Regions from separate parts of the Mus musculus genome. Here all the other regions are linked to region 3. Evidence: chromatin loops called from intact Hi-C (ENCODE). Cell type or tissue: heart. All regions are shown on one strand. Region 1 has its middle 12 kb from the start of Gm32942. Region 2 holds the start of Cyren (cell cycle regulator of NHEJ). Region 3 holds the start of Cald1 (caldesmon 1). Region 4 overlaps Tmem140 (transmembrane protein 140). Region 5 overlaps Cald1 (caldesmon 1). Region 6 overlaps Cald1 (caldesmon 1). Region 7 overlaps Cald1 (caldesmon 1).

Evidence for each region. A loop is a pair of places that touch in the nucleus more often than their neighbours do. Peaks named below come from ENCODE experiments on the same cell type or tissue, not always from the same donor. Only the 100,000 strongest peaks of a DNase experiment are listed, where the experiment ranks them.
Region 1: a loop joins it to region 3, with 2.2 times the contacts of the local background. A loop is called at or near these places in 6 of 42 quality-filtered maps.
Region 2: it touches region 3 in a loop (2.4-fold over the local background); 3 of 42 quality-filtered maps call a loop at or near these places.
Region 4: it touches region 3 in a loop (2.7-fold over the local background); 3 of 42 quality-filtered maps call a loop at or near these places.
Region 5: a loop joins it to region 3, with 4 times the contacts of the local background. A loop is called at or near these places in 5 of 42 quality-filtered maps.
Region 6: it touches region 3 in a loop (8-fold over the local background); 4 of 42 quality-filtered maps call a loop at or near these places.
Region 7: it touches region 3 in a loop (2.1-fold over the local background); 2 of 42 quality-filtered maps call a loop at or near these places.

What each region holds. Positions count from the first base shown.
Region 1 is chr6:34,546,767-34,550,766 of GRCm38, forward strand. No RefSeq gene overlaps it. Among named protein-coding and RNA genes, the nearest start is that of Gm32942, 12 kb to the left of the region's middle. In heart, a CTCF peak has its summit at 2,441 (motif pointing right); no DNase peak of the experiment used is centred here; H3K27ac peaks cover 1,169 bases.
Region 2 is chr6:34,876,532-34,880,531 of GRCm38, forward strand. Cyren (cell cycle regulator of NHEJ) reads right to left here and starts at 1,534. Exons shown (of 4, transcript NM_001135611.1): 1 at 1,369-1,534; 2 at 8-240. The coding sequence starts at 153. It overlaps Wdr91 (WD repeat domain 91), which reads right to left. Exons shown (of 15, transcript NM_001013366.1): 15 at 3,895-4,000. In heart, CTCF peaks have their summits at 1,633 (motif pointing left) and 3,736 (motif pointing right); DNase peaks (open chromatin) are centred at 410, 1,570, 3,010, 3,580 and 1 weaker place; H3K4me3 peaks cover 1,971 bases; H3K27ac peaks cover 2,310 bases.
Region 3 is chr6:34,596,791-34,600,790 of GRCm38, forward strand. Cald1 (caldesmon 1) reads left to right here and starts at 1,714. Exons shown (of 14, transcript NM_001347100.1): 1 at 1,714-1,875. In heart, no CTCF peak of the experiment used is centred here; a DNase peak (open chromatin) is centred at 1,701; H3K4me3 peaks cover 2,856 bases; H3K27ac peaks cover 3,862 bases.
Region 4 is chr6:34,863,703-34,867,702 of GRCm38, forward strand. The region is part of intron 1 of Tmem140 (transmembrane protein 140); the gene reads left to right. Among named protein-coding and RNA genes, the nearest start is that of Tmem140, 2.6 kb to the left of the region's middle. In heart, no CTCF peak of the experiment used is centred here; DNase peaks (open chromatin) are centred at 1,739, 2,289 and 3,329; H3K27ac peaks cover 2,316 bases.
Region 5 is chr6:34,752,312-34,756,311 of GRCm38, forward strand. It overlaps Cald1 (caldesmon 1), which reads left to right. Exons shown (of 14, transcript NM_001347100.1): 6 at 1,132-1,277; 7 at 3,323-3,587. Among named protein-coding and RNA genes, the nearest start is that of Gm38787, 22 kb to the left of the region's middle. In heart, a CTCF peak has its summit at 2,397 (motif pointing left); a DNase peak (open chromatin) is centred at 2,370.
Region 6 is chr6:34,687,043-34,691,042 of GRCm38, forward strand. All of the region lies in intron 3 of Cald1 (caldesmon 1), which reads left to right. Among named protein-coding and RNA genes, the nearest start is that of Gm13861, 35 kb to the left of the region's middle. In heart, a CTCF peak has its summit at 1,920; a DNase peak (open chromatin) is centred at 2,079.
Region 7 is chr6:34,707,344-34,711,343 of GRCm38, forward strand. All of the region lies in intron 3 of Cald1 (caldesmon 1), which reads left to right. Among named protein-coding and RNA genes, the nearest start is that of Gm38787, 23 kb to the right of the region's middle. In heart, no CTCF peak of the experiment used is centred here; DNase peaks (open chromatin) are centred at 1,418, 2,168 and 2,908; H3K4me3 peaks cover 3,024 bases; H3K27ac peaks cover 4,000 bases.

The sequences.
Region 1 (4,000 bases), 50 kb before region 3:
AAACAGTATCATTAAACTAACTCAGTCCAGCCAGGGGCAGTAGTTGATTGCTAACATTAGCTGTCACCTAACATTCTGGGCATCAAGCATGACTGTATGAGACCACAGCAGACTGACCATAATAAATTAATTGACCTACCTTGTCATGTCACACACACACACACACACACACACACACACACACATATATATAACATGCTGAATATATATGTATACACACACATATATATGTGTGTGTGTGTGTGTGTGTGTGTGTGTGTGTGTGTATTCTCCTACATCTTATGTTAGCTTTCTGTGAAAACACACTTAAGTATAAACAACTTAAAAGGAGACAGATTTATTTTGGGTTATGTTTTCAATCCATGATTGTTTTCTCTGCTGTGTTCATGGCAGCACATCATGATGGCAGAGAGAGAGAGAGAGAGAGAGAGAGAGAGAGAGATCTCAATATTCCTTATAAGAACATGACCTAACTTTTTATACTAGACAGACCCCACCACTCTTAAAGGTCATACCTCCACTACCGCCCCTTAATAGCAGCATAAATTGACAATCAACCCTTTAACACATGGGGTAACATTTGAGTTCCAAACTCTAACATTTGCATAGTTATAACAAGGAACAAGTGAGGTCACATATGTAAAGTTCATTTAGAACATGCTGAGTTTCTGTATATAGGCCTGAGCTTTTAATATTTTAGGAAAATTTTATCTTATGATCCATTAAGGGTCAAGATGGCTTGGGGTCTTTCATTGGTCCTCTTGTAGTGATATTAAGTTAGAAGTAAGATGGTGAGCTCTCAAAACCAGTATACTTGAAACCTATTGTCTTAGTTTTCCATTGCTGTGATAAAAAACATGACTGTCTTAGGGGTTTTATTGCTGTGAAGAGACATCATGAAAACAGCATCTCTTTCAAGGAAAGCATTTACTTGAAGCTGGCTTACAGTTTCAGAGGTTTAGTCTATCATGGCAGAAAGCATGGTAGCATACAGGCAGACATGGTGCTGGAGAAGGACCTGAGAGTTCTACATCTTGATCTGTAGGCCAATCCTATGAAGACATTTTCTCTATTAATAAAGTCCTTTTCCCCAAATGACTCTAGCTAGTGTCAAGGTGACATAAAACTAACAAACATCCCCCCATACACACACACACACACACACACACACACACACACACACACACACACACACACATTTCCCATTTGATTCATTAACAATGTTTAGAAAACTGCAAGCTCAAACCAGTACTAAACCTCATGTATGGTCTGTATAAAGACCCTTAGACCGGAACAGCATTGTCTCGTGGGTGACGGGAGGCATATTTGGAGATATTTTTGAAAGTTCTAACTTTGGGGATAGGGTTGAGCCATGTTATTGGCACATGATGGGTGGAGGCTAGGGCTGATGCTGACCATTCAACCATGCAAGCGATGCTCCAAAGCCTCAATCATGCTGTGGGTGAGCCAGCCCAATTTAGAGATAGTAAACTCATTTGGGAAACAGAAAGATCCTCTTAGTGTCTGTGTCCTACTAGTTGTTAAATCTGAGAAAAGCTGTGAAAGAGCAGGCACTCAAGGGGGTCTACAGACCTTTTAACATCAAGCTGCTGCTATGAGTTCAGATGAGCATGCCTGCCTTTTGGACAAAACCAGTAGATCTGTGGCCTCTTGAATGCCAAAACTACGCCCAGGGCTTGCTCTGTAGTAACAGAGAGAATGTGTCCATAAAAGGGATGGGCATCGCTGCCAGAGGGATTCCCTTCAAGGGTTTCCCTTGTGAGCCTGAAAAATCACTGGGAAATAGCTGGGCCAGCCAGCCGCTGAGTTCCAGCTGCTCGCCATAGCATGTTTAGATTTCCCCCAGGGTGAGAGTGAAGAGGCTGCAGGGAAGGCGGCTCTTTAGCCCTAAAAAGGCCTTGTTTAGGAACCATCTGCTCATTTCTTGGATAGGAGGACCGGCATTGCTGGGAAAGGCCGTAGAGAAAGGGACTTGGGATGCGCACCCAGGAAGTCAGGAATGTAGTCGCATGGGGGGTTGGGCTCATCAGGAGGAAGGGCTAGCTCCAGCTCCCAGAGCTGCACGGTGACTCTGTGGCCTTGCACGAAGAAAGGAAAATAACTGTAAGGACTGCACACCTACTGCAGGCCTGGGTTAATGTTAGTGCTACGTATGCAGTACAAGTTTGCTTTATTTTTATGGTAACGTGTTGAAGTGACTTGGTTAAATCATGCTGTCGGCAGCTCTCTAAATCAGCCTCAGCTGACTCCAGGGACCATGATTTTCTTCTGTACAATACTGCCTCCCCAGATCCTCAGGCCCTCTATGCCTCAGTTTCCCTCCTTGTTAAATGGACATAGCCAGGTGCCAAAGGAGGAAGGGCAAAAAAAGAAAATTGAAAGCTCTGTGATGCTTCAGCATGAAGGTGTGCCTGGCCTCCAGGGGGCGCTCAACATGCTGGCTTTCTCACCTTTCCCCTTCTCTGCCTGGATGGATGGTTCTGAGGACATTTATCAGTCACCACACATAGAGAAGTATCAATATATCTATAGTCAGGATCTTGTGGTCACCCAGGCTTCTGGCTTCTGTATCCTTCTGTCTGCAGTTCCAGCAAATCTTGGGGGTTAAGGACGCAGCTGAACCCCCACCCCCGGGCCTCCCTTTTCGAGGATGAGGTTAGGTTTTTCTGTTTGTTGTCCTGGTCTGGGTGCCAGGTGGATGACCCTCTCCGGCTTTGCCTGAGACCCTGAATCTAATCTTTCTTTTGTTGGGTGGAATCTTACCTTAGTCCAATATTTTTTGAACCTCACTAAAGACGTTGACAGTCATCTCCTCAGTTCCTCTCTCCTCCGTGGAACTAATCCGTAGGTTTAGCCCAGCTCTTTTCATGCTACACACTGCCGGGAGGATGCAAACTCTGTTCTGAATAAGGGGTGACTTTGCCTCGTTTGCAATTTGTACCTACATCTCAGGAACATTTTCAAAATGAGTGAGTTATGTCAAATTTTCATTATTCCTGTTTCCTGACCAGGTATGATATCAGTACCCACCCAAACCTCTAGATTCTGCAGTGCTCCTATTTCTAACAGTTGGTGCCCAGTGTATGTGGATCCTCTGTGCTCTGGTCTCATCCAACAAAATGTTAACAGACACAAAAGGCTCACCTTGTTTCCAAGTGCAAGGAATATCCAATCCTAACCCCTGGAACCTGTAAATGTTATCCCCAGCCCCAATAATGGTTGTAATTGTCTTAAGAACCCCAAGATGAGCCCATCCTGGGATATCTAGGTGGATTATCTAGAATATAGTCTTGGGAGTCTTTGAAAGAGGCAGACAGAAAGTGATCAGACCCACAAAGAAACAGGGACAGAGACTGGAGTCATCTGCCTGAGGAGTACCAGGTGAGACCAGTGGCTGCTCGAGGTGAGAGCCAGGTTCTCTTTCAGAATAACGTTTTGTATTTTTACCTCTTTGTTTAAAATAAGCTGATTGTAGTTTCTCTTTGCCAACAACTTGCCTGTTATTTGGTTTTAAATAAGATAAGACAACTTAACAGGAGGACTAAGACACTAAAACTCGATCTGCTCATCCACCTGGCCTCAAAGGGACGAGTGGGTGGCTAGTGGGTGGCTGGTGGGTGGCTAGTGGGTGGCTAGTGGGTGGCTGGTGGGTGGCTAGTGGGTGGCTAGTGAATGACTAGTGGGTGGCTAGTGGGTGACTGGTAGGTGACTAGTGGGTGGCTAGTGGGTGACTAGTGGGTGGGTAGTATATTCTGTGTGGACACAGTGGGAGGAACTATTAGTTTACGTCCTTGGGTGGAGCCACAGAGCCTGAGCTCTCGTTACATCACACAGAGTAGCAAGCACATCTAAAACTGTAGACATTGTTTGCTTCCAGAAATCCTTTTGATAAATGTTCAGACAGCACTGGCCACAAATATTAAAAATGTCAGAAAGCAGAGAAATGGCTGACAAAGGGATTAGTGTGCAATTAGCAAAA
Region 2 (4,000 bases), 280 kb after region 3:
TAGCTACCTTGTTGCTGCCCCCACTCTCTGGGCCCAGGCGGCTGTCTGCTTCCTTGTGGCTGTCTTCACTGATACAACCTTTCTCTCATCCACAGGGGCTGTCATCCAAGAGGGGAGGACCCTCGTTTTGGTCTTGGATTTTAGGGTTTCCATGGCTTGCTTCTCTAGAACAGGACCAAAACTCACACTCTCTTGTCACACCAGGCTCATCTGACCCCAGTGGGTGCCGATCTTCAATGCCTACAAGGAGGAACCAAGTCAGTAGATTCTAGTAAGTCAACGCTCTTCCAACTTACCAGCAGTAATTACTAGTCAGTGTAGGGCAGACCTGAGGTGACCCAGAGGTGAGCAGAGCCCAGAAGGCCAAGCCATGTACACTGTGTCACATGGAGGACTAGCAGCAGATAGGACATGGGGCCTGCAGACAGATATCTGTAGCCCCTCCCCTGCTCTGTGCCCCACACAGGCAGTTGCAGCAACAAGAAATGCTTTCCTGTCATTTCTACAGCCCAAAGGAAGGAAGAAAGGGGATTCTGGCCCAATCGTCCATCTCCATCTATGTCACAAACTTCTCACCTCTACTGTGATTTGGTTACTGTTAGCATGCTAACGTTCCTTCTAGGCTCCACTCAACTACCTAGCAACAGCCAGGTACAAACCTGGCTTGCTATAAAAGGACTATCTGGCCTCTCTCATGCTCTCTGAACCCCCCTCCCCACTTCTCTCTCCACATGTTCCCTCTTCTTTGTTCCCTTTCTCTCTTTCTGTCCCTCTCTCTCTTTCTGTCCCTCTCTGTCCCCTCTTTCTCTGCCTCTACTCCCTTCTCAACCCCCCTTCTCATGTCCCCAAATAAACTTCTTTTTATACTAGACCCATCATATGGCTGATACCTGGGAGTAGGAGGGGGTTCAGCTTGGGCCCGCTTAAGGCACCCCCTCCCTCCCTCCCATACCACATTTTACAAAACATATCAATTACTAAATCCCCCAGGCTTTCTAATTCACACATTTCAATGGGCAGTGCTCCCCCTGCCCCCAACATACACCAGTAGACAATTTTGGCTCATCCAGAATGACTGTTTATAACTTCATTTAAACCAAACAACTTGTCCAGCCACAGAACAGAAGTCGATTAAGAGGAATACCATCCAGTGAGTGACAGTGTACAGAAATGAGTCAGACCCGGCAGTACATGTGTATCATGTCCATTTTATAGACGAGAAACAGACGTGGTTAAGAATTAGCGTGCACAAAGTCGTAGAAAGCTGGATATCGACCATCGAGCCAGCAGCCAGGTCCTGCCCGCCGCAAGGTTTCTGGAGCTCAGCGCTGATCGGGTCGGGCCCGTTGGGTCCCTGGAAAATCTCACCCAGAAGGCACACGCGGGACGTCGCTGCACTAGCGCGGAGCTGGCCGCGCCACTCCCTCCCTACCGCAGAGGGCGCAGAGCCGGGGGCCTGGGGACAGGATGGAACCGTGGGCAAGAGGGGAGGGCAGCGCTGCGGTCCTTCCCGTGGGTTCCGGGGATTCAGAACTGCGAGACGCGCACGCATCCCACCGCCCGCCCCTTCCGGCTCCTGCGCGCTCCCGGCGTGCGCGCTCCGGACCCGGGCGCTGGCTGGCCGCTAGGGCCCCGGGTGCCCCCTGCAGACCGCGGGTCACATCCGCAGGCTCCTGTTTCTGTCAGCTGTTGTGACGGAGGCGCAGCCGTTGGTTCTTAGCGGCCAGAGTCAGTAACTAGGGGAAGCAAAGAAAGGTTCCCTCTGCAGAAGTGGAGGAGGCGCCAAGCTAGCTCCCAGGTGTCCGGAATCTTTCAGCTAAACGCATGCATGATTTTAAGGCAACCTGGGTGGTTGGGGAAAAAGCCAAGGAAGACGACTGAAAAAAACACAGTAGGAGGCCCTCACAGGGGAGGTTCTTCTCTGGAGCGCTGGAGCAAAGGAAACCTCAGATCTGATTCTGTCTGCCCCCAAACGGAGAAATCAAGAGTGACCAAGTTCGATTTACAACAGCAGGTCAACACCGCACTCTGGACTGGGGCACCCACAGCTCCCCTATTGAGCACGGTTTCTCCATAGCCTTTCCCTAATGCTAATCCTCAATCCTAAACTGATAGCTCGGACCAGGAAATTAAAGGCCCCAACTCTTAATGGGATAAACCAATGGCTTCCAATCCCACAGATGACCCCTAGAGTCATTTTAGCTGCTCTTGAACCAGGCCAGGCTGCCACCTTTCTGGGAGGGCAGCCCCTAGCTGTCAAGAAAGTAGCATTCATTGACTGTAAATAGGGCGGGCCCTCTACCTCATCTGATGTGAGCCAAGCAAGCCTAATGCTGGGTGAGAGGGCATCCTTCCATTCTTGGATTCCTTTGATTCTTAATAACTCTCCCGACCCTGCACATCTCTTAAAACTTCTCCATGGCCACCCAGCAAATAAGGCTAAAGACCTGTGTGGCTGCATACAGAGCCTGTTGTCAGCAAAGACCCCAGCAGCAGGAGGGAAAGACCAAGCTAGGAGACTTGCCTGTGCTGGAGTCCACATGGGTTTTATTATTTTTAAATTGGCAGATAAATTTATTGGCTATAGTAACAAGTGTCCGTCAGCTTCATTTAGTCAGCAGGCACTGTAATCGTGACTGTACTTCCAGACCCCACACCGAGCTCCTGGGCATGGGTTTGGGGCTCAGCAGAGACAGGGCCCCAGGGCACAGGGAGGGAAATGCAGACTTGCACCTGCCAGGCGAGGTTCTCAGCCCCCAGAAGAGTGACTCAAGGTTTGCAGTGTGACCTGCCTTCTTGGTTGTGCCCCACAACACCTTCACTCAAGGACAGCAAAGGACAGAGCCCTACTAAGGCCCTCAGGGGTTCCAAAGAGGCGCTTTGAAGGATGCATTCTTCCTGGGAGGGGTTGGGGAGGAACAAGCTCTGGAATGTTCTTTCTGTCTCTGAGCCTTAAAACCACTGGTTCAGCAAGTTGTGGGGAACATGCTGGAAGAAAGAGCACGCCATAAGACAGGAAAACCAGAGGAAATTAAATCACGGGCTCCTGACTCAGGCGGAACCCAGGCCCACAAAGCTGGGTGAGGCAGACGATGAGGCTGTGTGTCAGTCGGAGTGGAGACACGGCAGAGAACGGACTGACCCCTTCATGTCAGTGTGGACGTGGGTAAACACGTGAGCAGGAGATGGCGCAGCGGGGAAAGCCACTTGCCATGCAGCCTGCCCACCTGAGTTTGATCCCCCAAATACACATAAAGATGAACAGAAAGAACTTAAGTCTACACCAAGTTGTCTTGTGATCTTTGTTGTGGCATATCCCACCCCACCCCCCACCCACCCACCCAACACACACAGGCACACCAATAATAAATAGTAACTATGATATATAGGGTTTTCCTATATATCGCTTTCCACTTTTCCTTCCATCCCAGAAGGGAGCCCAGGCCTCAACACTCCTGCTTTTCTCTCCTTCCAAGTGAGAGACCAGAGCACAGGCACAGCCGATGCAGCTGAGCCAGGCAGAGGTGCAGGCAGCTGGTACTATTCAAGCTAAGAGACTTCACGATGGAAGGAGGAGGAAGCCACCAAATGAGAGTTCTGGGACCACAAGACCCCAAGGTGCAGGAGCTGGAGGTGGGCCCAGATCTCAGGCCTGCTGTCCTGAGAAGCCTCTTAGCCAGCACCTTACCCAGCTTTCAGGTTCTGCAGAAGACACTCAGATCTCGGCTTGAGACCAGAAGAGGGCACTGTGGTGTACATCTCAACTATAACCGGATTCTGCCAGAAAGGCATGGCAGCTGAGGCTAGTGAGAGCTGACATCCAATAACCAAGGCAGGGAGCTGTGGCTATCACCAGGGCCAGGCGACTCACATAGTCCAGAAAGAGACACCAAGTGACTGTAAGAGCATTACCTTGCTCTGATTTTTTTTTCCCCTTAAATAAGAAAAATAAGCAATTATGTACAAAATACAGTCAATGCCTCTTGGACCGAACAGGGTG
Region 3 (4,000 bases):
GTTTCCCCAGCTGCCAAACTGGCTATGATCCAAAAAGTTTATTTTCAAATCATTTATCTGGGATCAGAAAGAGGTTTCCCAAAAGAACAATTTTGAACATGGCTGTGCTCACCTGGTTGAGCTACAGTGAACTTGAAATGCAACATTAACAGTGTGGTTCCCACCAACAAGTTATTTATCTTGTGTGTCTGGGAAAGTACTCTCTCAGTTCTGGTTCAAGGATGCTTTAAGTCCAACTCTCCCTGGACCCTGTAGTCTTTGCTGTAACTTTTTTTTAGAGCTGTTTAGTAGAAGAAAGCAAGAAACACAGAGGAGGTAAGTTACCTCCCTAAGAAGTGTAGGGGGTCCATGTAGACACTTCTGGGTGACTGGTTAATAACTGGGGGCTGGAGAAGAAACTCACCCATGTGGACCGACTGCTTCCCAAGCATTCTCAAGGAAGCACAAAGGGCGGGGGCTGTTTCCTGAATAGAGACAGCTTCTTTGTCAGATCATCATTAATAGAGAAAGGCTTTTTCAGTCAGACTGCATGTGTTGATTAAGCTTCTGGACTTGTAATTAGCCAGGGGAAATATTTAAAACTTCTTGGTCGGTGATGAGACAGTATCAGTAATGAAACATGGATTTCGTGCTAAGCCCCAGGTCTGACAAACAGTAAGTATTCCATTTTTTTTAAAAGCTAAGTACCGACTGAATGAGTTCCAAAGACTACAAGACCACAATTGGATGCATGTGTGGGCCAGTGACCTGCATTGTAACTCAGCATCTTTCAGGGCTCCCCTATCACTGGCTTTCTAGAATGTTCTAGGACATCTGTGTCACCTGTGAGAGCATATGTGTCTATCTATACCTGCCCCAAAGCAGGTCCTGGATCTCTCTATGTCCTTCTCTGCACATTTGTTTTTACACATTTCTAGTACAATCTCCTTGTTGCCAAGACAGAAGAAAGAAAGGAAGATGGGTGTTGGTAGGAAATGCCAATAAAGCTCTCTCTTAAGCCTAGGACTCTATCTGCTAGCTTCTGGCCTCACCTTTTTTTTTTTTCCTGGCCAACATTATGTACTAAAAAGACTGATACATTTTATTTATACTTTTTGTCAGTTGTTCCCATAACACACATAGACATATTCTAGGCTAGAACTTAGCCTGTGCAGCCAGCCGCCCTGCTTCTTATCCACTTCAGATTTTTAACTCGTATAATAATGTAAATTTATTTTTATAATGAAACTGCTTTGCAAAGAAATACACTATTACGGCTTCTTCGACTAAAATGTCTCCTCCCACCCCCAGCCTCACCCCTGTAAGTGTGTCTAACTGTCCACTTATTGTCTCGTGGACTGTACTTTCTTTTTAAAGCTCTATTTGTGTTCTACAAGACAGCCTCTTTCTCCAAGATTAACGTTTCTTATGATTGTTCCTGACAATGGATCTGCTTCCAGGAGGCCCTGCTTAGGATAACCAAAAAAGGGCATGGAGCCGGCTGGTTTTGGCAGCCTGCTCACGGTTTCAAGCTTTTTAGGACTTGGTTTTTCTGATGAGTGATATCCTGAGCATGCCTAGGGAATGACAGGCATCTGCACGGGCAGACAGCATCACCTTGGCTAGGGTGTCGTCATTGGCTGCCTATTAGAAAAACTACAGGACAATGCATACCACCGCCTGCTGACTGTAAACATAGGGGGTATGTGTTCACTTAGCATGGACTTCTGGGAGGGGCCAAGGAAGGGCGGTCTGCAGTTTTATTGAATAGAGCAGTGTGCATTAGGCTGCCTGCCTGCCTGCCTGCCTGCTTGCTCTCTTGCTGGGTTGCTTAAAGGAATCCCTGCTTTCAGACAGCAGGACATCCCTCCTTGGGAAGAAGTTGCTGCCCTAGAGGTAAGAGACAAAGTCTTTCTTTCTCCGCCTTCAGGGAAGCTGGGGCTGCTCTACAGGTTTCAGGCAACATTCCTGGCTAAGGCTGCTGGATATGCAAAATCTTTCAAGGCAGGCAACAGACCACGTAAATTCTCAAAGCCAGCGCCTGGACTTCCTGACCTGTTCCCAGAAGGTCAATGTGATGAAACTTCAAGTTTTGTTTATAGAGATGGCACAAACGGTGTCATCTCCTGGTGACAGGATCAGGGAGCACCAGCGCGTTTGCCCAGGATGCGCTTTTGTTCCAAGGGGGATGTGGTCTGTACCCGGAATCCTCAGGCCAGCAGCTGTGAGAGGATTCTGTCCCTTTAGCAGTTTCTTTCCCATCTTTGGTCAGCAGACATTTAAAGAGGATTCAGGTTTTAATTAAAAAAATAACATCAACGGCTTTTTACGTTGTTAAGACAAAGAATGTTTGTTTTGTTTTGTTGTGGGTTTGGGTTTTTGTTTTAAGCTAATTTTAAGCTAAGTAATGGGTTCCTCTTACTCTGCTACCAGGATTTTAGAAGTGGGATTTCAGAGATGTAAAGAAATAAGGTCAGAGTTCTACCACTAGCACCAACTCAGCGAGTGCCGCTCATCTGTTATTTGCTGAAATAGAAGATGCCTGCCCTGTTTGTTTTCTATAAACCGGAGCAGCAAGAGAATGTGTGCATGAGTGGGCGTGTGTGTAGAAATCATGGGTAACTGCCTACCAAAATATTTCTTGAGAAATCTTCATTTCTGTTGGAAAGTATGCCCCCCGAGGGTCTGAAAAGATAGGAGCTGGAGGAACGTTCCAGAAAGGAAGGAAAGGAGCTCTTATTTCCAAACAGACGTATTTGGGCATCTCAGTCAGTAGCGCAAGTTGGTAGTAGTCGGTAATTCCTTTTAGAAAGAGCCGATTGTAAAGGGTGGGGGAATTTCAGTGCCATGGCAATCCATGGTCAGAAACAGAGAGCAAAGAGCTTGGTATTCCCAGATCCCTGCTGGCAACGAGGCTCTGCGCGTGGGGCTGTAAATGGAAGCAGCACAGTCCCTTAGTGTTAGGCAAAACCAGACACGAGAACTAGAACTTACTGAAGACAAGGTGCCCTGCAGAAGAAGAGTAAGTCTGAGCAGTTAAATAATAATACTCATAGTAAGCTCTAGCGTTCCCAGGTGGCTGCTTCCATTTATGTTTGCCATAGACTGCGATGCCTTGAGGTTGGGACTTGCTAAGGAATCCTTGTGTTTAGAAGGGTGGGGATTTCTTGAGAAGTGACACGTGAGAACAGACTGCCCTGTGAGTTTCTTTCCCTGGAATGTCTCTGAGGAAGTGTGTAAGTGTGAGGGGAAGGCTGCAGGCAATCGTTTGCTCTGCTCGACTACTGTCCCTCCTCCAAAGACATCAAGTTCCAAACTTTGTACGGGGGGGTGGTGGTGGTGGTGGGGTTAATGTCAATGAAAACATGGAAAGCAATTTCTTTCTCAAGTATTCTCTAAACCACGAAGGGAATGCAGTTTGGAAGGAAATCTATAATCTTGGATTTGAGGATAAATTCCACTTTGAAGCCAACATCCTGGAGTGGCTGAAAGTTCATTTTCTCTATGACCAGTTTCTCCCATCCCCCTCACATGCTCCCCACCCCCAATCACTACAAAATAACATTTTCTGGAATAATACCGAGTGTGTTCTCCTAACACAGAGTGAGGGGCTTCAGTTCATGGTGACTGTCAGGCAGTTCTTGATGCTACTTTCTCCCGGTGAAGAACAATCTGGGAGAGCTTTCCCCTAATAGGGAGGTAAGTTGAGCTCTGTGAAGCCACAGCCTGGGAACTTTGATTCCATTAAAACCATCTAATGAAAAACATAGGAGAAGCTCTGGGTGAAAAAAGAATTGCAGAAAAGAATAGATCTTAGAACACGTGAAGAATGTATGTACTTAACCAGTTTACAGGCTAAGTGTGGGGTTGTTAGCATTTTTGAAAGGCAACAGAATGTGCAGTTTAAAGCATCCAAATTGAAGATTGCATTAGGCATGTGATTTATTTTTACACCTCAGAGAGAGAGAGAGAGAGAGAGAGAGAGAGAGAGAGAGAGAGAGAGAGAAGATGAAGAGACAGG
Region 4 (4,000 bases), 270 kb after region 3:
AGAAAAGATCTGTGTTCTTGTCCAAAAGAGAATTATAGGACATAAAAGATTTTAAGACCTGATATCAGCCCCCAAAGGAAACTCATGGAGGGGGGATTGTCCCTTGAAACAGGTCTTTCTTTTTCTTTTTCTTTTATTTTCTTTCCTTTTCTTTTCTTTTCTTTTCTTTTCTTTCCTTTCTTATCTTTTCTGGCTGATTAATAACTCCCATTACACTTCTTTAATCTGTAAAATCAAGTTGTTGGATAGGAGAGAAAAGAAAAAAAAAAAAAAACGGGGGGGTGGGGGGAAATCTTTCAGAGACAGCTGAAGTGTGTTTTCAGTATTTCCTCCTCTCTGGGTCTTCCTAATCGCAGGTCTGAGAGTCAGCGCCTGGAGCAAGGCCTCACACATCCCGTTTTCTAAGCTGCTATTTTAGTCCCCACATTATCGAATTACTAAGGCTATGGTGGCTTGCTCTATAATCTCACTTTTCACCAACAGCACGTAATTCTGGGAACATTTTAATGTGGCCTTCACTGGGAAACACCACAGGACTGATTTTCTCCACCTCTCCTCTCTCCTGTGCACCTGTCTGGGGATGCCTTGACCACCCGTGGCCTCTCCTCTCCTGTGCATCTGTCTAGGGATGCCTTGACCACCCATGGCCTCCTCTCTCTCCTGTGCACCTGTCTAGGGATGCCTTGACCACCCCTGTGCTTTTGAATTGGCTCCTAAAAGCTGCTTCTCCATTCTAACACACAACTGACCTCCGTTATGCCTGACATTGTAGTACTCCATCCTTTCTATGATACTGCCTAGGGGTAAGGCGGTAAAAGTGGGTCATTTGGCCAAAAACACAAACCTTAGAGTCAGAGTCACCATGTTAGGAAGCCAGTCTTGGCATCTGGAGTGTCACTGAGGATGCTAGCTACAGTCTTTAGGGAGAAGAAGGTTACCCAGCGTACCTTGGAGGCACTGGAAAAACACAGATCTTTTTTTTCTTGCTAGGTTCATTCTTCTGTGAATTGTTTGTATTACCGAATCCCGTTTCACACAGCGCAGTGTTTTTCTTGATGTTTGCATGAACATTCCATACATTGTGTGTATTATCATCTCACATTTTTGGCAGATATTCTCCATGCTCATTGACTTTTAATTCTGTATTGTTTTTACTAGTGCACAGAAATTTCCATTTTTTTAAAAAAATAGCTAAATCTATAGTTTTCCTTGTAGTTTTGATGTGCTTTTAAGTTCAGAACGTACTTTCTTATTCATAAATCAGAGTTTATTTTTTTCTAGATCTTATTTTATATTGGTTCATTCTTGAATCCATGTGAAATTTATTTTGGCATATGGCATAATGTCCTAAAATAGTTCAGAGCTTTTTTTTTTTTTTTTTTTTTTTTTTGGCTTGTTAATAACAAGCCAGTTTAGCATCAGCTAGCTATAGCTAATGGAAACTAGGCCTTAAACCTAGTATCTCCAGTATGTGTATGGCTGTTCCCCAGCCCTGTGATATGGAACCATTATTCCTGCTGGTTTCTCTCCCCCTCACTTAGCCTTGTTTAGATCCTCCCTAAATCTTTTCAAAATTATCTTCTTAAAACTCTATGTAGTGTATGTCTTCCAAGTGGAGCACAAGCTTATCTGCGGGGGAAGTCGGGGTCAGGGGAATGTTGTTTGTTCCTCGTGTCTTTGATTCTCCAGGGCTCCTGGCTCAGGGACCTCCCAAATGCATCATTAGTGGGGTCAGGAGATGAAATCCTAGCCTGGGAAGGGGATGGCACAGTTCCCTCCTCAGAACTGCAGGGAAGAGCGGCAGAGCTCAAGAGCAGAACCAGGTCCTGGGAAGCCTGGTCCTCAGCCCAGGAGTCGGCTGCCTCTAAGCATGCTGGGAGACCTACCAATACAGAGAGACAGAGGTGGGACTCATCTTTAAGGGTGCTTTTTTGTCTTCAAAGTTTCTGTAACCTTTGTTCCTTGCTAGGTTATCTGTTACCCAATGCCAATAAGCAGCAAAACATTGGAACAAATACAAAGTTAATATTAAAGGAGCCATTTAAACAGTTACTTCAACTCTTGCTGTCCACGCCTTAGCCTGGACCATGCTTCTGGCTTTCTGTCACAGTGCCCTGGTACAGTCCTATCTCTGCTGGCCAAGCTGTTTTTATTTACACAGCAGACTGATGGTGAACGCAAACATTCCAGCATTCCATAGAGGCCACCTACACTACTAACCACACCCAGGCCACAGCACTGCCCTAGCCCTGTCTTGAGAAACTAGGACATGGGCTCATGTTTCTGCCAAAGGAAGCACGACACATTTCCCATTCTCCTTCCTGTCTATTCCCTGAGAGCCACACCTAAGCCACAGACACTAATCTTAAACACAGTTACAGGAGGCCAGCGGCCTCTCTGACAAGGAAATGGGCAAACTTGTTCTCCCTGCAGCCTGTCAGAGCCTATTGTTCTGCCTTCCCTCACTGCTCACACGACCACCCTCAGCCTCCACCTTACTCTTCTCCCCATAAATCGCTGCCTCAGCCTCATGATCACAGGACACACGTGCACTTAGCATGTGCCCAGAACTGGTTCAACCACAGAAATACCAACTCTGTCTCCCAAAGTCCCATGCAGACCCAGAGACTGTAGTGACAGGAGAGGGACTTGAACCCAGGTGTTGTGGGAGTAATTTTTTTTAACAACCAGAGGACAGTGAAGCAAGTGAAAAAAAAAAAAAAAAAAGAAAGAGGAAGGAACTTATGAGAAGTTGTGTGTGCTGTGATGTGTGACATGTGCTGCCACTGACAGCCAATCAACCATGCCTGCCATCCAGGGAATGTTTGTTGAGTGCATTCTAGATGCCAGGAGCAGCCTTGGGTATTAAGGACAGAACAGAAAAAATTTAGATAGATCATACATACATACATACATACACAGAAAGAGTTAGAGAGAGAGAGAGAGCAAGAGCGAGGTGGGGAGGGAGGGGGGAGGGAAGTGGGGAGGGAAGGAGGGAAAACTGAACATAAGTAAGGAGCTGACATAGTTGGGAAAGTGTTTGCCATGCAGTTGTAAGGACCTGAGTTTGACATTCAGTATCCACATAAACAGCTGAGAACGCTGGCCTGCGCTTGTAACCCCTGCACTTGGGAGGCAGAGCCAGATGGAGCCCTAGGGCTCACTGGCCAGCCAGCCTCGCCTAATGGGTGATCTCTGGGCCCTGTCTCAAAAAAATAAGGTGGATCACATTCCTAAAGAAAGACTGACACGCCCAAGGCTGTTGTCAGACCTCATCTGTCTACACAGAGAACAAAGGAAAGCAAAGCAAACTCAACAACAGACAAAGCCTTTGTTGCCCTGGAGGTCCAGACGCCTGGAGGATGGGGTAAGCGGAGTGCCTTCTGTCAGACAGTCAGACGTGCTGATGAGCAGGGATGAGATGCCAGGCAGGGCTCACGGAAGAGAAGGGCATTGCAGTTTCCCCAGTGGTAAGCAAGGAAGGTGAGTCTAATCCCAGGCAGTCATTTGAGCAGAGACCTGAAAGGGGAGTGGGTTGGAAACAATGGCAGGAGTCTTCAGCTTGTCTTAGGTTTCCAGAAAATACCAGGGAGGCCACTGTGGCGACTGAGGAGGAGACAGCAAGAGGACTGGAAGTCTGAGGCAGGGTGTGTAGTGACAATTGGAGGGGTCGTCTGCTAAAGAAACAAAAAGAAGGCCGGAGCATTTTTAATGTCACCCAAGAGACAAGAGCTCCGGAGTAGCAGCGGATCCTCACCCTACTTGGGAACTCGCTCACGGCCCACGAACGCCTGCCAGGCAGAGGCTTGCCAATGAAGGAATCAGATGTTAGCCATCTAGGTGTGTTTCTGGAGAGGGAACACCGGCTGTGGGGACTTTCTGTGGAGGAACTTCAATCCTCTGCATAGTATAGAAACAACAACAACAAAGCATAGGTTTGTTCTGTGGGGCTAGCCGAGGTAGAGAAGACAAAGTTCATGGGGACGTCATTAGAACACAA
Region 5 (4,000 bases), 160 kb after region 3:
CACTGGAGCAGTGTTGGTGAGTAGTCCATCCATGGTGATTTAATACCATTTAAGGAAGATTATCAGGCAAAGGGCTATAAAAGGTAGTCCGTAACACTGCCATTCTACCTTGTAAAACATGCCTTTTAGGAGTAAATGTCCAGAGGGTGTCAAGAGTCGCTGGAAAGCAATGAGTGGTCAGGTAAAGAGAGACAGTTATGGACATCCTAGAAGCCTTGTTTTCTCATGGTCTACCTTTCCTCTTCCAAATATTTCTGCTGAGCACTAGCTCTTTACGACTATCTCAGAACAGTGGCGGTCACTCTCTCCTGCTCATGTTTTAAGAATGGATGAGATAGTAATCTGAACTCTCTGCCCATCTCAAAAGCCATTTTGAAATAATGTGTCTTATCTACCACGAAGAATTTACCACACAACAACCACAAAAATACTTAGGTCCACTTTCCCTCCAGATAGCCTTTCTTCTGTTATCTGCAATGATCACAAACCCACTTCTGGAGGTCTAAATCTTTCCTGCCAATGGATATCAATCAGTGTGTACACTAGAACTATCCCTGTCCCCTGCTAATTTTAGTGATTTATGTGGCTTCAGACACGGTTCTAAAAGTTAGGTTTTATTACCTCCTTGGGACACCATTCAAATTTGACCAAAGCACCAGAAATGGCAGATCTGGACCACCTGCTGGCTTTCCTCTTACTTCTTCCTTATTAGGCTTTGATCAAAGATGCTCCCTTTAGCTAAGAAGAAACTTGGCCAAGCTACATTGCCACTCTTCCATCAAAATGACCTGTAAGTGTTCTTCCTAGTGGGAACTGCAAGCAACTAATCTTAGGTGGAGTTCCCAGGACTAGATAGCTTCTAAAAACAGCAACAGTGCTGCCCCCACAAATGAAAACCCCAGTGAGATCAGCAGAGGATCTTGACTTTCTAACGTTACAGTCTAAGTCTGTCTCACAGGCCAAAGAGCCATGACTTACTCTCTATTGATCTTCTTGATTTTGTTTCTATATCATGTTCTGGATGGTTGCTCTACCTCAAATCTAATGACTTCCTTAAAAGTCATTAAAAACAGCTAAAACCTAGTACGATGTTTATAGTTATCTCTCTTCTTGATATGTATCCTTGGTTAGATCAAAGATGAGAAGATTAAAAAGGACAAAGAGCCCAAAGAAGAAGTCAAGAGCTTCTTGGATAGAAAGAAAGGATTTACAGAAGTGAAGGCGCAGAATGGAGAATTCATGACCCACAAACTTAAACAAACCGAGAATGCTTTCAGGTAAGGCGTGACTATCTAAGAATCTCCGCATACGTGGGAGGGAGAATGGGTCTCTTCATCATGTGCCTCTGGACAGAAAGGAGCTAAGCAGATGGCATTCTTCTGTTTGGAGGTCATTGGCCATTGACTTAAAGATACCCTGTCACTGACAGTAGACCAGCACTCATTGCTCAACCACAGCTTAATTCTCTTCTATTTCCTTTTTCTTTTTCTTTTTTTTTTAATAGCGAGAACTATAATGCTTAGTGCCCATGTTTTAACCTAATACACTTACGTGGTACCAGTGGATTAAGAAATATCATAACTGGGATTAATATCATTGGTTCATGCCTTGTGTGTATGGTTCAGACTATTTCCTACAAACCTTCCTCTGTTCGTTTTTATAAAGGTTGTAAGTGAGTATTAGTCTGTGGTCCAAAAACTTGGGGCACATTAGATTAAGGCAAATCACAGCTCATTACCATAGGATGTTAAGAGCCCTCTGGAAATTTGCAAGGGAACCAAGGGGGACACCTGTTTTTACTTTCCCATTTTTTTTGAACTGTATACACACATACATACATACACATGCACACACAAGAGAGAGAGAGAGGGAGAGAGAGAGAGAGAGACTTAACAGATTACCAGCTGAGCTAAAAGCAAGCTGTATGCCTTGTGTCTGATTTGCCTTAAATCTACAAAAGCAAAAGGCATGACAGGACTTTCCGGAAGGTATTACCATATACCACCCTATGTTGTAAGCCTACCAGCCTGTACAGGTAGAGGCAGAATAGCCAGTCTTACTCCTGTTTGGGCGAAAGTTGACTTGATTCTTAGTTTTGTTTTATTTTTAATTTTGTTCAAAAGTAACATTTATTCCAGACATTTTTCCATGTATGGAATACTCACGATAGATAGACACACAGGATCAGACAATATACATATAACTTAATGTAATCAGAAATGTATATTTTAAATTGGCCTTGCACTATGCACGACCGTGCTGTGTAGCCAGCTTTCCATCCCAGGGAATCTAAGCCTGCACTTCCTGATGTGAAGTTTGCCTCTGCCTGACTGGTTGTACCAGAGTCTCAGGACAGACACTTTGATTATATAAAGACCGAGCGACACCTAGTGGATCCCAGAGATGAGTCCATTTTCTCATCCACACCTCATGATCTTAGAAAGAGCAAAAACTAGTGTACCAAAACTGCAAAGAGCCTCACTGAGAGGAGTCACAGGCTTGGGACCCTGTAGCACTGAGAGAGCAATGCAGGTTTGTAAGAAACCCTTTAACCTCGTTCGAGTTCAAAATGAGAGTTCCTCTTTAACCATCAAGAACCTAGATGAAATATGTTTATACTTTATAGCCTCAGCTCAAGTAAACACACTGACTTTATATCATGACCCTTACCCACACACACAAAAATATATATATATGTACATACACATACACATTACAGCTAAAAAAAAAAAAGTTGTTTCAAAATATGGTACTATATTTTTCTCTACACAATGCACTTCATTTTTTCCCACTTTTTAAATCTACTAAATTGATGATTTTTTTTACCTGAAACCTGAAAGGCCTATCTTAGAGGAGGCATTATATTCCAAAGTGTCCAAAGCATGAGGTGTATAGTCAAGATGAGCTCTGTACACTGAACCCTCAATCCCCTTCTTGTTTTAATTCTCTAGCTCCGTAGCCAGAAGCTTTGTGCCATCCATCACACAGAGTAAATGTTAAACAGCGGGGCTTCATCTGTCCCTGTCGAAGGTGTCTGGGGTGGGATTCCTGTGTTGGACTCACTATGAGTTAAGAAGTGTTTAAATGGAAGTCAGTATTGCACAGATATGGGATTTTTTTTTTCCACATTAGGTGCACCATTTTTACTTTGCCCTAGAAGAGAGTATTTATATTCCACGAAGATCCCCCAACCACCCCCCAGGACTGGTGTGCGGATCAGGTGCCTGGCTTTAGCACCTGCAGGCATACACCCGCCCCCTTCCTTCCAACGGGGGCTGCAAGACAGAACCAAGTAACTGCCTTTCCTTTCCTCCTCCCTCAGCCCCAGCCGTTCAGGAGGCCGGGCCAGTGGGGACAAGGAAGCTGAAGGTGCCCCACAAGTGGAAGCCGGCAAGAGGCTGGAGGAGCTGCGCCGACGCCGCGGGGAGACGGAGAACGAAGAGTTTGAAAAACTCAAACAGAAGCAACAGGAGGCAGCCTTGGAGCTGGAAGAGCTGAAGAAAAAGAGGGAAGAGAGAAGGAAGGTCCTGGAGGAAGAGGAGCAGAGAAGAAAGCAGGAGGAGGCTGATCGAAAAGCTAGGGAGGAGGTAAGGGCTGCGTGGCCCGGCCGGGGGAAACCTGCCTGCCCCCACGTCCTTAAGTGCATGGCTCACGACCTTGTAGCCTAAAGAGGACCAGCCCCTCAAGGAAGCTCCCTGCTGCTCTTCGGAGTATGGACTCTGGGGCAGTAACAAACCTGGTAGTTCCGTCAGTAGAGTGCTCATTCCAGCATGCACAAAGAAGACTCTGGGTTCAATCCAGAGCAGTGCATATACCCAAGTGATGGAGTACTTCTACAATCCTCGGGAGGTGGGGAAGAATCAGGAGTTCAGGGTGGTCCTCACTACACATCGAGCTCAAGGCTAGCCTGAGTTACAGGAGACCCTGCCACACAATAACATAACAACAACAACAACAATAATAGTAATAATAATAATTTATTATGATGATAAACTTAGCA
Region 6 (4,000 bases), 90 kb after region 3:
AAAACGGAAGCTGTCTAAAACAGAGCGTCAATAAAATAAAAGGAGGGAGGGACAGAGGGGAATGCATCCAACATAGAAAATGTATCTATCCGACTTTAAAATAATAGTTAATAATTAAAAATTTAAAGCATACAAAACTAAGGAAATGACCAAAGGACCGGTGGTTGCCAGGAGCTGGACAGGAGGGAGGGAGGGAGGAGCACACAGGCAGAGCACAGGATGTTAGACCCGCAAAACCACCCATGAGATAGTATGATGGCAGATGCGTGCCACTGCGCTGGAACTCAATGCAAATTATGGAATCAAAGTGGAATGACATGTGTGTACCTACATTATCCACAGTCACAAGTACAGCACTGTGTATGGGATGCTGATAATGGCAGAGGCTGCGGCTGCAACTGGGGAGGGGAGGGGACAGGGCAGCATGGAAGACTTGCCATTTCCACTCAACTTTTCTTTGAACCTAAAATTACTGCAAGGAATACAGTTTATCAGTAGAAATGACAGAGTGGGGTAGGAGAGGCTGACTAGGTGTGAAAACGAGACAAGCAAAGCTCCAGGGAGAAAGAATCTGCTGCAGGGAGCTTGAGAGGAAGGGCATCTTAGGACCCTCACTAGGGATGAGAGTGTGGTGGTAACGGTTAGTTACGGTGGACTGAGATTTAGAGACTTGGCATCAAGCATACAGTCGTGAGAGCCTGAATCAGAGCAGTCGGAGGGAGGAAAGAGATCCCACGTGGCAATCAGCAAACCTGTCAGGAGCAGGGACAACTCAGTCTGAAGACTGTAAGCTCCAGTTCCGAATTATTATAGTAAGTTAACCTAAAATAGAGCGCTTCCAAGGCTCAGAGCTGCAGATGCCTTCATCCATTCTCCATGCATGTTTATCAGGCATCGTCAAGAAAAGTCTCGGCCTCGTCTCCAGTGGAGAAAGGTGAGAAGACTCTATTCTTGGTGGTCATGGTCATAGTGTTGAATTTCAGGTAGAAACCACATCAACATGGGGATTTCCCCCCAGATGTTAGAAGACAGGAAACTTGGATTTTTATTCAGAAAGAAGAGAAAATCGTATAAGATAGGTCCATTGGGACAAACCCATTGCCAATAAAAAAAGCTGAAGTCATATCCTCCCCCACCCCCCAAAAGCTCATATGAGAGAGTAAGAGATCATAAGGGCATAATGGAAACATCACAGGGAGCAACATAGCAGAGAGACAGAGAAGACCTAGGGAAGGAGCAGACCTGAAATTGAGAGGACATTGAAGACTTGTGGACACCACCTAGACAGGAGGAACACACCTCTACTTCCTCTGCCTAATTCAGTGCTACTGGCCTTGGGATTCTCCTGGATTCTTGAGTTCTCAATCTACCCAGCAAATGCCTACCGAGGACTGATCAAGACGAAGTGTCTGAACAGAGATGGGAGAAACGAAGGTGATCAGCAGACACTTCTGTATCTCAAAGACTCATAGGAAACAAGAGTACAGAAAGCAGATGAGCAGAGGAGTAACCCTGAAGAACGCTGGGGCTAGAGGGATGGCAGAGCAGAGTGTGCACCTCGTTAGATGGAGTTCTACACCAACAGGCAGTGAGAAGCATCTCACAGTGGTTTAAGCCAGGCTGCGACGTAGGGTGAATAAGCTTCATTTTCTCATAGCCAGAACTCTAAGAACTGGCCACACAGCTGCTCCGTTCATGCTTCCCAGGGTGGTGGTGATGTGTGAACAAGGATTTATCTTCTGTTAGTGTTGGTTGTAAAAAAGCCTGTATGCCAAAGCTTAATTAGGCGCCATTAATAACCTAAAACAAATACATGCATCTTTATTCAAATATTGCTTAACCAACACTTCTGTCTACATTTCTGCTTGTTCTTAACAATGGCCCTATGTTTGTACTGATTTTACCTGTTTGTGTCTCAAGGGGCACTGTATAGGTCTGCTGTGCTGGAATTAGGTCAACCTCCATCAGCATTTGGTAAAATGATCATTTATGGCAGTAGTGAAAGTTAGACTTTATGGTCCAGCAAGATTCCATGGCAAGTTCAGGGTGTGTCCAGGAAACAGATGGCCAAACCAGGAATCCAGGGCTATCTAAAAATCATAGTTCAGATCTGAGGACAAAGGGCATGTAAGACCTTAGGCAAGTCCCTTCCTCTTCCTTTAACGCCAGACCCTGGCTTCCTTTGTCACAGGAATGAGTGCTTTCTCAAGGGAATCAGAGGTCATTTCCTCTTGCTTTTGGAATTGTCTACTTCTGTTTGCAATAAGTCAGATATTGCTTGATTTGAAATCAAATACGTAATACAGAATCTTACATTTTTTTTAAAAGACAGTTCTAAGGCCCTATAAAATATACCTAGGGCCAGGCAGGGGAAGAATTAACTGTCATCTGGATATGGAGAATAAAAAGAAGCCATGCCAGCTTCGGAATGGCAGTAGAGTCAATGCAGATAAAGTTGGTCCAAGGGTCAAGGCTACAGATGCATTCGTTTGTTCTCAACACATTTTATCAGGCATCTCTTTTGCTCTATGCTCTGTTCGGGGCAGAGGACTGGGTAATTTTCTCGGGGTTGGAATACTTGACCATCATACTCAGGCTTTAGGTTCAATCTCCAGCACCACAAAACTGGATAAATAAATGAAGTGCTATAACAAATGCACATATACATATAGAAAGAGTATCTATAAAGTGCAAGGTTCTGCCCAGACCTGTAGAGACCAACAGTCACCTGTAGGGATAGTGTGCCAGGAGTCAGGAAGACCATATTAGATTAGAGAGATCTTGACCAAAAGCATAAGAAAGACGTTTCGGTTGGCAGAAGGGGATCTGTGCATAACCAGAGAAAAATCTTAATGTGATGTTTCTAAGCAAAAGGCATTATTTGTATACATTTCAAGCTCAATGGCATTTTAATCAATTGCCTGTTTGAGCAAATGAATGTGTAAATAAATAAATATTTACTTTTGTTAGCCTCATGGGAACAAACAGCTGCCCACATCTATTCTGCTACTCTTTCTGTTTCTGGGTTTTTTGCATTCTCTCTCTTCTCTCTCTCTCTCTCTCTCTCTCTCTCTCTCTCTCTCTCTCTCTCTCTCTCTCTCCTTCCCTCCCTCCCCCCTCCCTTCCTCTCTCTCTCCCTCCCCCTCCCTTCCTCTCTCTTTCCCTCCCTCCCTCCCTCCCCCTCCCTTCCTCTCTCTCTCTCTCTCCCTCCCTCCCCCTCCCTTCCTCTCTCTTTCCCTCCCTCCCTCCCTCCCCCTCCCTTCCTCTCTCTCTCTCCCTCCCTCCCCCTCCCTTCCTCTCTCTTTCCCTCCCTCCCTCCCTCCCCCTCCCTTCCTCTCTCTCTCTCCCTCCCTCCCTCCCCCCCTTCCTCTCTCTTTCCCTCCCTCTCCCTCCCTTCCTCTCTCTTTCCCTCCCTCCCTCCCTCCCCTCCCCCACCTCTCACTCTCCCCTGGCATCTCTGATGTTCTCAGGGCATCATGCTCATCATCACAAAACTGCAGCCACCTGCTTCTGTGTCACTTCCTCTGCATCTTCCTGGACTTAGTGCTGACTGTAGATGCACAGGCTTTTAGGAAAGGATCCATACTTTTGCAGAGGCATTGTTTTATCCTACTTTAATACAGAGATCTTTTATATCTTTAAAATGTATCCAGTAAATGAGGACTAATAACAGCACAGCAGGAAACTTAGCTGGAAGTCATAAGGACATAAATACAGATATATAGGTATGTATGTTCTATAACAGCAGCTATCAATCTATGGGTTGTAACCCCTTTGGGAATTGAAAAACCCTTTCACAAGGGTCGCATATCAGATATTTACATTATGATTCATAACAGTAGCAAAATGACAGTTATGAAGTGGCAATGAAATAATGTCATGGTTGGGGGTCACCACAACATGAGGAACTGTTTTAAAAGGTCACAGAACTGGGAAGTTTGAGAACCACTGTTCTATATAAATGAAGGAACACTCAGCAGTATCATGATCAAAGATGGTA
Region 7 (4,000 bases), 110 kb after region 3:
AGAATCACTTTTTTTTTTAAATCTCTAGGCTACTGTATTTTATAAACCTGTTCTGGGTGTGTCAGAACTATATTTGCCACTCCTCAGAACTAGAGTGTGTAGGGATGGGAAGAATCAAGAGGTAAAATGTATTCATTTTATAAGATTTATAAAGCTCATTCATCAGTCAGGCCAGTTTTCTGTGTTTTACTTCTGTAGCAAATAGCTACTGGTGTGCTGGCTTTCAGCATTGCAGACGTACCTATCCCCAGGCCTTTAGACTTCTGACACACATCCCAACAGGCTCTAATCTAGGTGGTGGCTCACAGCATTCTCTTTGGAGGCTGTAAGGGGGAATTCATTTCCTGGCTCCTGCACGGGGCCCAGAGGCATCACATTCCTGGGCTTTTGCTCTCCTTCCTCCACAGCCTGGCTTCTCTTCCCTTTCTCCAACAGGCCTAGCTCCCTGTGAGCTCAGGCAGAAAGCCTTCTGTTTTTAAGCCTCATGTGATTAGACAGAACACACTTTGATATACCAGGGCAATCCCCTCTTTTCCACACCCACTCTTGAATCACATCTGTAAACTAACTTGGAAAGAGGCAGACACGGAAGATAACATATTGTCGTGTTCTGAGGATTAGAGAGTAGGGCGTGGAATCTTGAGAGAGGGGAACTGTTTTGCCTCCAACAGCAAGTCCCGGAATTCTATAAGCAATAAAAGAGAACAAAGTAACATTTGGTAGGAAGGAAAGGCAGCAGGTCATCTTGGTATACATTTTACAGTCCATCTCTGGAGAGAAAATGAGATGATCCTGAAGCCTGAAGCCAGTCATGTTGTGTAAAGACAGCCACATCTCAGGTTGTTTCAGTGTCTTCTGCCCTCCAGTTAATAGGTTGAGTGATAATCCACGCAGTCCACAGGATACACGTGTAGAAATAATTACATTTGGCATTTACTGACTCATACTTAGCAACTGTGGCACTGGCGACAGCATAGGGGTTAAGCAGGGAAAAACGTTGTCTAGCTATGTGGAATGAGGAGACTTAGCTCAAATGAATTAAAGCTGCTTCAAGGGAGTATGAAGGGAGTTAGGTAGATCTGCTCTCTGGCACTGATTGGAGTTTTTAAAAGCTCTGTTCTTATCTCTGTGTGGCACAAAGCTGTCCATCAGAGATCTCTTCCATTCTCCACCAAGGCCCCCTAGGACAATTGCTTCTGCTATTTACCCAAGGAGTACCTGGACCCTATGGGGCAGGGACCAGAGTTGTTCTGATTTGATAGAAAGTTGGACCCTCCAACACCAGGGCCTCTATTGCTATCAGAGATGAGGAAATGTATGCATAACACAAGCCAAGATGGGGTGTCATCTCCAGATATAGTCAACACCGCTCCTTTCCTCAGGGGCTGGAATTTGGCGGTGTTCCAAGCTGTTGGTGACCAGCGCTTGGCGATGAGATCACCATCATAGTGCCACCGATGCAGAAGGGCCTGCTGCTCTGGCAAGCGCCCAGGCAGACGACTGCCCTCCTCTCTCAGGGGAGTGCAAACACTAGACACGCTGTAAGGTCCAGCCCATCACGGAGCAAGACCCTGAACTCTTCCGCCTTTGTGTGTGGTTTGCATTTTTCTGTCATGCTCCTTTTCCTGGATAAAAGGGATGAGGGGAGTTTTTCAGATTTGATTTCTCAGTGGGAACTGTTTGCTTTGGAAGCCACCTACACCAATGCTAATTGAGAACAGAGCACAGGATGAGGGCCTGAGAATGGCAGCCGATGAACTTTTTGGTGGGCTGAATTCTGTTCATCATGTCAGAACTGGGCTGTGAGTACAAGCAGGGGCCACTGTTTCCCAAAGGCTGCGCACTGCCTCAGCTTTCCCCAGTTCGACTTATTACCCTCTCACACATTAGTGATTGATTTCTCTGAGTCAAGCTTATAAAGTCTTCATTGTGATCGTTCCCCGTCATCCTAGCCCCTACAGCCCAGCAATTTAGAGCCTGCAACTCCCCAAGTGCTCTGTATCGTTCAGGTCTAAATCTGATGGGCTTCTATTAGGGAGATTACAGTAAAAAATAACAATCAGCTCTCAGATGATCCTGTGTGGAGGGGAAGGGTGGGGAGGAGTAGATTTGGCTGAGGACAAGCCCAGACTTTCGTCACAGGGACAGACCCAAGTGTTAACACAAAGGGAAGGCAGGCGCATCCTGCTCAGCGCATTTCGGCCACAGATAATATGGCCCGTGTGCTGGCCCAGCCCACACTCTGACCTCCAGGCGCCAGGTCCCCTACCTCAGTCACTCCTGCCCAGACCAGCTGCGGACATGCTTAGCGGATCCGGGTCCCAGGGAAGGCGCTGCCTGGCCACACTCTCTCAGTGAGTTCTGCCCTTTGCCTCTTTGATTTCTCTTTTCTTTCTTTCTCTCTCTTTTTTTTTCCTCTCCAACAAAAGAATTTTTTTTAATTCTGGGAGTGGGGAAAAGAAAGAGCAAGGAGGGAGAGAGAGAGCGAGAGGAAGGCAGGAGTGTGTAAAAACTTTGTAGTTTCAGCTGCGGGTTTGGTCTGGAGTCACTGGCTTTCTGGTTTTCTTCATTTCCATCTTCCTGGTGCCTTAGCAACAGGGGTTTTACCTAGGACCTGGGTTTCTTTCTTCCAAATGCAGGCCACAGGGTATTGTGCTGCTAAAGATCTGCTGTTAATTTAGACCCGAGCTCTCTGCCTCAAAGTCATCCTTTGCAGGGCGCAGAGATTTCACTAAGCCACAGTTGCCCAATCCGTAAAGTAAACAGCCCAGAGCCCTCAGCATACTGACCATCTGCCTGGGCCATAACAAGCCTCAAAGCATATGCTATTGATCAGGGGGGCTGTTCAGATAACACGAGGGTTCTGCGGCTTTAGAAACGTGGAATTCTGGAATGTGAAAGTGAGCGGGGCCTCTGGGACCCTTTGGGGGTGATGCTGTCTTTCTACAGACACAGAGCCCAGAGGGATAACTAAGCTTACCAAAGCCAGACAACAGCCCGCAAGGATGGGGCTCCTCTGTTCCCTGAGCAGAGGAGGCCTTTTTTCGCAGTAGTGTCTGTGAGGTTTGAAAACCTTAATGCGTCCTGGGCAAAGGTAGTGTGGAGGAGTGAGGGGCACCAGATGGCCTTTTGGAGAGTCGTTCCCATTTCTGAGAGTTTTGGCTTTCATTCAGGATCACGGTCACTGGGTCCAGTTGCCCCAGAGCTTGTGCAACCGTTGGTCAAATAAGCAGAGGAGCTTGGTGGGGTCCTAGAAAATGAGAGACCTTCACACCCACAGTGTTTGCAGCGGTTTTTGGTTAACCAGGTTTTGTTGTTGTTGTTTTGGTTTTTTGAAGTTGGTCACTCAAATGGGAAAGTTCAGGGGGACCTGGGAGATGGTCTATACAATTCAGTGCTTGTTAAACTTTAAAAAAAAAAAAAAACCTTTTAAGGAGTCCTATTGTGTAACAGGGGTGTCTGGTGAGTTTGAACTAAAGCTCTGAATCCCCATCATATTGTCTCATCATAGCCCATTGGGTATCTTCCGCCCCACTCTCCTTCCTACCTCCAACCCAGCTCCCATCTGTCCGTCCTAAAGCTTCCTTCGGATCCTAGATCTCCATAGAAAAGCCCAGGCACCACTGATCTTTCCTGATGCCTTTATTTCAGATGATGAAGTGGAGGCCTATGGAGGGAAAGGCCTTGTCCAGATCCCGCTCGGCAGCAGAGCCTGGAATGCTAGGGAAAGGCCTCTCTCCCTCCCCTCTCCTCCCTTCCCCTCCCCTCCCCACCAGCCTCCCTTTCACACCTGGGTCTGGCTCTCACCATCCAGCCTATAGTTCTAGCAATTGACTTTCTCCATGCTTCTCTCATTTCTACTCTGTCACTTCCTGACTTCCTGGCCTAGCACCTGGATGATGGAGGTTTCCGTCCATCTGGTCCCTGGCCCCAGGCTCTGTCCATCCAGTCCCTATCTCAGGCTGCCTTCATCTGTGAGAACAGAGCTCACTTCTGTAAT